3 separate regions of the Homo sapiens genome follow, and regions 1 and 3 are each linked to region 2. A link is an interaction called in ENCODE POLR2A ChIA-PET data of the cell type or tissue named here. Cell type or tissue: PC-9. All regions are shown on one strand. Region 1 has its middle 64 kb from the start of SCN8A. Region 2 overlaps GALNT6 (polypeptide N-acetylgalactosaminyltransferase 6). Region 3 overlaps LIMA1 (LIM domain and actin binding 1).

Region 1 (2,500 bases), 140 kb before region 2:
CATACCCAAGAAATGCTTGTGGATGAAACACAGAGGCCCAGTCTCTGTGAATGCCACTGGGATGATATTTATGCACCATAAAATAAACGTTAAACACTCAATACATACATTGCATTGTAGCAAAGTGATTTCAAATATATCATAAAATGACAGGGATAAAATGAAGTGACCTTCATTTCCTGCTTCTTATAGAGAAGGAAACTGATACGAAAAGTGCGGAAGTGTCTTACCCAGGGTGGGTCATGCAGCTAGTGAGTGGCAGAACTGGGATGAGGAGCTGAGATCATGGTCAGATGGAAGTGGAGTTTGGGCCCCCTAGAAGGCTCACCAGTGGTTGCTGGGCAGGCATTGAATTTGCCCCTCATCTGTGTAGCTGAAGCTGAAAGGAAGTCCTCAGCATGCTCAGTACTGAGACAGAAAATCTCTCTTCTCCATGATGCCAACCTCAAGAGGGAAGAGGGAAGTTGCCCTCAAATAAACTAGTGATATGTGTGGGCGAGTTTTCCCTGAAAAATGTAGCAATTCCCCAGAATCCAGGGGCAGGTTTTCTTTGTTTTTTGTTTTGTTTTGTTTTGTTTTGGAGACAGGGTCATGTTCTGTCACCTAGGCTGGAGTGCCGTGGCACAATCATAGCTCACTGCAGCCTCAAATTCCTGGGCTCAAGCAATCCTCCTGCCTCAGCCTCCTGAGTAGCTGGGACTACAGGTGTGTGCCACCATGCTCAGCTAATTTTTAAATTTTTTTGGTAGAGATGGGGTTTTGCTATGTTGCCCAGGCTGGTCTTGAACTCCTGGGCTCAAGCGATCCTCCCACTTCAATCTCTCAAAGTGCTGGGATTCTACAGGCATGAGCTGCCATGCCTGGCCAGGTTTTCTAAATTTCATAATATTTATTGAAGTTCCTATTTGTCTTGAAGTGCACTTGTACTATTCTCAAACAGCAGGTAAACCCCTGATAGTAGGAACCCACTCTTTCTTTTCTCAATGTTGAGGTGCCTGGAGGAGGCCCTAGCCCAGCTCGGCATCTGTTGTTTTTTCTGGCCTGGGGAAAGGCTGTACTTCTCTGTAAAGGTTTTGTTCAAGTCCTGGTGGCTGATAAAGAATCTGGGCTACACCTACCTGGTTTTGGGGGTTTGGGGGGACAATGAGGGGCCTCAGTCTGGTGGGGAGCTGGAGAGCCTGCTCAGGGATGCTTGATCATCTCTACTCAACCAAAACCCATGCAGTCCAGACCATCTCCTGCTGCAGCAAAACGGCACGCCCATTCCCTGCAGGAGGAGAATCCGTTGGTTCTGTTGGGGAAAGCGGTTAGCTGAAGAGTAGTATCAAGAGCTTTACAAATCGGCATATCCTTTAAACAAACAGTTACCATTACAGATTCTATTCTAAAGAAATGATGTGACAGCAAAACCTTTACTTACAAAGATGTTTGTCACAATCTTGGTAACAGGCAATCAATTAGAAATAGCACAGATGTCCAACAATAGGGAATTGGTTCAATCAGTCATTGTGTATCCCTTGATGTTATCCAGTTATTAATAATGATGTTTATAATGACTTTTTGATGACATGATAGTGGCCAAAAAAATCCAGATTCCTACCACAAAAAAATTAAGATAATTATATGAGGTGGTGGATATATTAATTAGCTTGGTGTGGTGATCATTTCACACTGTATACATACATCAAAACATCGAGTTGTTCACTTTATATGATTTTTGATGATTATAGCTTAATAAAGCTGAAAAAATCAATTCAAGTGTTACATACAGCATGGTTGTAATAATGTAAACAGAAATATGCTCAGAAAATGACTAGAAAGAAATGTATCAAAATGTGGTTTCCTTCAATGGTAGAATCACGGATTTCTATTGTCTTCTTTTCCTACTGTTAAACCTGATTGTTAGGCGGACAGCTCAGAAGGCCTCTGTGGTTCCATCCTTTGGTGCCCACACCTTTGTACACTCCCTCCCTTCGCGTGTGGGTGGAACCTGTAAGATGCAGCCAACAGGCTGCAGCAAGGGCGATGGGACGCCACTCTGTGATTATGAACGTTATACAGCAAAGGTGAGGAGATTTCTCTGGTGTAATTACTGCCCTCAGTCTGTTGACTCTAAGTTAATCACAAGGGAGATCATCTTAGTAGGCCTGACCCAATCATGTGAGTTCTTGAAGAAAGGGTCCAGGAATAAGAGGTACTCTCTAGAAGGGGTTTACCTGCTGTTTTGTTGTTTGTTTGTTTTGAGACAGGGTCCCGCTCTGTTGCCCAGGCTGGAGTGCAGTGGTGCGATCTCGACTCACTGCAACCGCTGCCTCCCAGGTTCAAGCAATTCTCCTGCCTCAGCCTCTGGAGTACTTGTGATTACAGGTGCCCACCACCATGCCCGGCTAATTTTTGGATTTTCAGTGGAGACAGGGTTTCCCCATGTTGGCCGGGTTGGTTCTGAACTCCTGGCCTCAAGTGATCCGCCCGTCTTGGCCTCCCAAAGTGCTAGGATTAC
Region 2 (2,500 bases):
TATTGCCTAGGTTGTAGTGCAGTGGCATGATCATAACTAACTACAGCCTCAACCTCCTGGGCTCAAGCAATCCTCCAGCATCAGCCTCTCAAGTAGCTGAGATTACAGGCCTATGCCACCACACCCAGCTAACTGGTCTCTTTTTGCTAATTGGTCTTTTTTTTTTTTTTTTTTTTGAGACAGAGTCTTGCTCTGTCACCCAGGCTGGAGTACGGTGGTGCTATTTCTGCTTACTGCAACCTCCAGCTCCTAGGTTCAATCAACTCTCCTGCCTCTGTCTCCTGAGTAGTTGGGATTACAGGCACATGCCACCATGCCTGGCTAATTTTTGTATTTTTAGTAGAGAAGGGGTTTCACCATGTTGGCCAGGTTGGTCTTGAACTCCTGGCCTAAAGTGATCTGCCCACCATGGCCTCCCAAAGTGCTGGGATTTCAGGTGTGAGCCACTGTGCCTGGTCCTAACTGGTCTTTTAAAGAAATTTTTGAATGCTAATTTGCAACACTCTGAATTTATTTTATAATATCACAGTGGATTGTAATCAGCAGTTTGATACAAGCTGGGCTGGGTAAAGCCTCAGTTCCTTACACCAGTGAGAGAAGGTAAGTTTGTGTTCTGGCCGGTGGGGCCAGGGAAGCAAATCCCATTTGTTCAATCTAGGCAGGCTTTTCAGAGAGGATTTCTGGCATCATCTCGGGATCAAAGCCAAGGATGGTCCAAAGAGTTGCAGGCCCAAGGGTAGCTGGAGGAAAAAGACTTGGGAAGAAGTGCTGAGCCACAGCGAGAGGGAAATGAGTGGATGGGGGCTGCGGGCACACTTGCCAGGAAAGCAGGAGGCCAGGTGTGGGAGCCCAAAGGTGAGGGAGATATACAAGACACCAGGGGCGGATCTCGTGAAGCTTTGTACTTGAAACAATAGCAAAGAATAGCAGCTATTCTTTCTCCAAGGCTGGTGGAGGGGCGACCTCCACGACCTTGCTAACCATACTTCTGGGAATCATCTCCTACACAGGGAGCAGAAATCCTTAACCCCAAAGTCCTGTGGCTTGCACTAGATTCTGTGTCTCTTCTAAGGGACTCTTCCTGTTGCCCTCATGCTAAGCAAACAAACTAGAGAATGAGTGCCTCACCACCAAGGCTAATCCCAGGTGTCTCATTTCGGTTCAGGATGTGGTTAGTACCTTGAGGAACTGTAGGTTTGAGAGAGAAAGCTTCAGGCAGCCAGATGGGATTGAGAGATTAGATGCCTAGGAAGAGCTCAATTTAACCCTATATTTCTTTCTCCAGGGAAAATAAAAGAAGCAAAAACAGGCCCTGCTGTGAGGGACCACGAGGCAGTGCCAGGATGAAAGAGTTGGAGTAACCTAGGTGATTCTGAGTGAATCAGTCAGGAGGCCTTCCTGGAGGGGGTGAGTCTTGAGCACTGGCAACAGTTAGTAACTACAATCTTACCATGCCTTTGTTTCTAACTGTGCTCCCTCTTTCTTGCTGGAGTGGGAAGGTAGATGGAAAGTAGCAGGGAAGACGAAGCCTGCAGGACGGTTCAAAGCTGTCATGGCAAACACTCCCCCATTCTGCAGGCCTCTGTGTGGGCTTAGCCGGGACAGTTCCAGAACTGATGAGGTGTCTAGCTCAAGCAAATCCCCCTGTGCTAGCCCCAGCATAGCTCAACCTCTGTGACAAGAAACTCCTGCTACACTGAATCCCCATTTCCTCCCCGAAGCCTTCCTCAAACCCACAGGGAACTCTACCTCTCTCAGCTTAGCTCTTACTGTCTGTGCTATTCTGCTTTAATTTTATTCATTTTTGAATAAGTAATATAGTCAGGGTTCAAAGTACAAAAGAGTATTCAGTGAAAGGTCCTTTTCCTGCTCCTGAATCTCCCCTGGTCAGGTGCTTCCTTCACCTGGTCAGTGCTATCAGTTCTCGTTCTCCAATAAGATTTTCAAATCCCTTGGGGAAAGGAATTGAGCCTTTGTGTCCCTCTGTGTACCAGACGGGGTAAACTGTCCCACCCCATCACCCAAGGGGGTCTTCCTAGGCACCATACCCTCCCTCTTCCATCCACACTGCTACTAACTCTCCTGGGTCAGACTCCGAATGGGTCATCCAGCTGCCAAGCAGGTCCCTTTCCAAGATACCCTCCACCGCTGTCATATTGCTCTTCCTGTAATGCTGGGCTCCCAGCTTAACGCTTTATTACTCCCCATGCCTTGGGTCAAGGGCAAATGCTCCTCAGCATGATGAACAAGGCCCTTAGGACTTGGTTTCAGCCACCTCTGTAGGCCCAATTTCTGCTACTCCTGCCATACCAGACTGCTTACAGTTCTGTGACTGGCTCTTCTGTCTCCCACCTCTAGACCATTGCAGGTACTGTGCCTTCTGCCTGAAATGTGCTCACCTCGCCTCGCTGACTCCTACTCGCCAGTTAGTGTTCGGCCCATTTCTGCCCCCGTGAGATTTCTTCACAGATGTTGCCCTCCCCCATTTGCTGAGTTTCCT
Region 3 (2,500 bases), 1.2 Mb after region 2:
CGAGGCGGGCGGATCACAAGGTCAGGAGATCGAGACCATCCTGGCTAACACGGTGAAACCCCGTCTCTACTAAAAATACAAAAATTAGCCGGGCACGGTGGCGGGCGCCTGTAGTCCTAGCTACTCGGGAGGCTGAGGCAGGAGAATGGCATGAACCCAGGAGGCGGAGCTTGCAGTGAGCCAAGACCGCGCCACTGCACTCCACACTCCAGCCTGGGTGACAGAGCGAGACTCCGTCTCAAAAAAAAAAAAAAGAAAAAAAAAATTACCATATCAAATAAATACTCAGAGTGGGCTGGGGGAGAATTTAGGAGGGATCTGAACTGTGCTACATCTAGAAAGGCTTCCCAGAAGAGGCAGTGCCTGACTCAACCCTAAAGGACCAAGAGGAATTAGCTAAGCAGAGGCGACAGGGAGTGGCAGAATCTTTGTATTCTAGATGGAGGAAGCAGCACACGCACAGCATGAAGGCATAAGAGAACAGGCCTACTTGACAGATGAAAAGATGGTTGTCGCATTCACCAAGATAGACAATTCAAGAAAAGAAACAGGTTAGAGAGTGAGGAGTAAAGGGAAGACTTCGGGCCTGGCACGGTGGCTCACATCTGTAATCCCGGCTGAGGCGGGTGGATCACCTGAGGTCAGGAGTTCGAGACCAGCTTAGCCAACATGGTGAAACCCCATCTCTACTAAAAATACAAAAAATTAGCCGGGCTTGGTGGCTCACGCCTGTAATCCCAGCTACTCGGGAGACTGAGGCAGGAGAATTGCTTGAACCCAGGAGGCAGAGGCTGTGGTGAGCCAAGATTGCACCACTGCACTCCAGCCTGGGTGACAGAGCAAGACTCCATCTCAAAAAAAAAAAAAAAAAAAGAAAAGAAAAAAGAAAGTGAAGACTTCAACCTTAATCAAGAAGGAGTTTAAGATGCCTCTAGCACTTCCAGGTAGAATTGGTAGAAAAGGAGAGATGTCTATCTAGAGATAAGTTCTATAACTCTGTCTATATAGATACACAGTATACATCTATCTATGTATTTGTTGATACTATAATCTATATGGTGGGTGAAATCGGGATGAATAACATCATATACAGAGAATATGTAAAGTAAGCAAAGCAGAGGACCTAAGACAAAAACCCTGAGGGACCCCACCATATAAGGGAGGGACAGAGGAGGAGAAACCTGTAAAAAAAAAAAAAAAAGAAAAAGAATTACTAAATTATGAAACTGAGTAGTGGCCAGATAAATGAGAAGAAATCTTTTTTTTTTTTTTTCATATGGAATCTTGCTCTTTCGCCAGGCTGGAGTGCAGTGGCATGATCGCAGCTCACTGCAACCTCCGCCTCCCGGGTTCAAGCGATTCTCCTGCCTCAGCCTCCCGAGTAGCTAGGATTACAGGCGCACGCCACCACGCCCACCTAATTTTTGTATTTGTAGTAGAGACAGGGTTTCACCATGTTGGCCAGGATGGTCTCAATCTCTTGACCTTGTGATCCGCCCGCCTCGGCCTCCCAAAGTGCCAGGACTACAGGTGTGAGCCACTGCGCCCAGTGAAATCTTTTTTTCATTATTGTTTTTTTCTACACCCTTCTTGCATCTCAAAATGGGAAGAAATCTAAGAAAAAGGGGTATCACAGAAAAGTTGGAAGCAATTTTTACCAGGGAGAGTGGTCAGTAATGTCAGATGCTATAGTGAGATAAAATAAAGCAGAAGCCTCCAGTGCTTTTAGCAGTTGAGGTAAGTGGACGTGAATAGGTATTTAAAGAAGAGGGTGGGCATGGTAGCTCACACCTGTGATCCCCACACTTTGGGAGGCCGAGGTGGGAGGATCACTTGAGCCTGGGAGTTTGAGCCTGGGCAACATAGTGAGAACCCTCTCTATAAAAATTTTAAAAATTTAGCTGGGCGTGGTGGCATGGGCCTGCGGTCCCAGATACTTGGGAGGCAGAGGTGGCAGGATCACTTGAGCCCAGGAGGTCAAGGCTGCAGTGAGCCGTGATCATGCCACTGCACTCTAGCATGGGCAATAGAGCAAGAACCTGTCTCAAAAATAAATAAGTAAATAAATAAATAAAATAGATAACAAAGAAGTAACAGTGTAAAAACATGCTTAGCCTCACTGATGATCAGATAAATGTAAATTAATAATGAGATATAAATTGTAATCTAAACAGTTGGCAAATAATTTTGAGCAATACATATATTCATCAGTGGGGGAATGGTAATTGCACATACAGTATAATATACTATATGGTTATTAAGATTTTGGCCAGGCATGGTGGCTTACACCTATAATCCCAGCACTTTGGGAGGCCAAGGCAGGTAGATCACCTGAGGTCAGGACCAGCCTGGCCAACATGGTGAAACCCCGTCTCTACTAATAACACTAAAATTAGCCGGCATGGTAGTATGTTCCTGTAAGCCCAGCTACTTGAGAGGCTGAGGCAAGAGAACTGCTGGAAACTGGGAGGCAGAGGTTGCAGTGAACCAAGATCGTGCC

What was found. ChIA-PET counts read pairs that join two places held together with the same protein. Peaks named below come from ENCODE experiments on the same cell type or tissue, not always from the same donor. Only the 100,000 strongest peaks of a DNase experiment are listed, where the experiment ranks them.
Region 1: POLR2A ChIA-PET joins it to region 2 with 6 read pairs; 3 of 35 experiments call an interaction of 5 or more read pairs at or near these places.
Region 3: POLR2A ChIA-PET joins it to region 2 with 6 read pairs; 2 of 35 experiments call an interaction of 5 or more read pairs at or near these places.

What each region holds. Positions count from the first base shown.
Region 1 is chr12:51,526,039-51,528,538 of GRCh38, reverse strand. No RefSeq gene overlaps it. Among named protein-coding and RNA genes, the nearest start is that of SCN8A, 64 kb to the left of the region's middle. In PC-9, no CTCF peak of the experiment used is centred here; no DNase peak of the experiment used is centred here.
Region 2 is chr12:51,382,368-51,384,867 of GRCh38, reverse strand. The region is part of intron 2 of GALNT6 (polypeptide N-acetylgalactosaminyltransferase 6); the gene reads left to right. Among named protein-coding and RNA genes, the nearest start is that of GALNT6, 7.8 kb to the left of the region's middle. In PC-9, no CTCF peak of the experiment used is centred here; a DNase peak (open chromatin) is centred at 1,137; H3K27ac peaks cover 827 bases.
Region 3 is chr12:50,225,611-50,228,110 of GRCh38, reverse strand. The region is part of intron 3 of LIMA1 (LIM domain and actin binding 1); the gene reads left to right. Among named protein-coding and RNA genes, the nearest start is that of MIR1293, 7.4 kb to the left of the region's middle. In PC-9, no CTCF peak of the experiment used is centred here; no DNase peak of the experiment used is centred here; H3K27ac peaks cover 402 bases.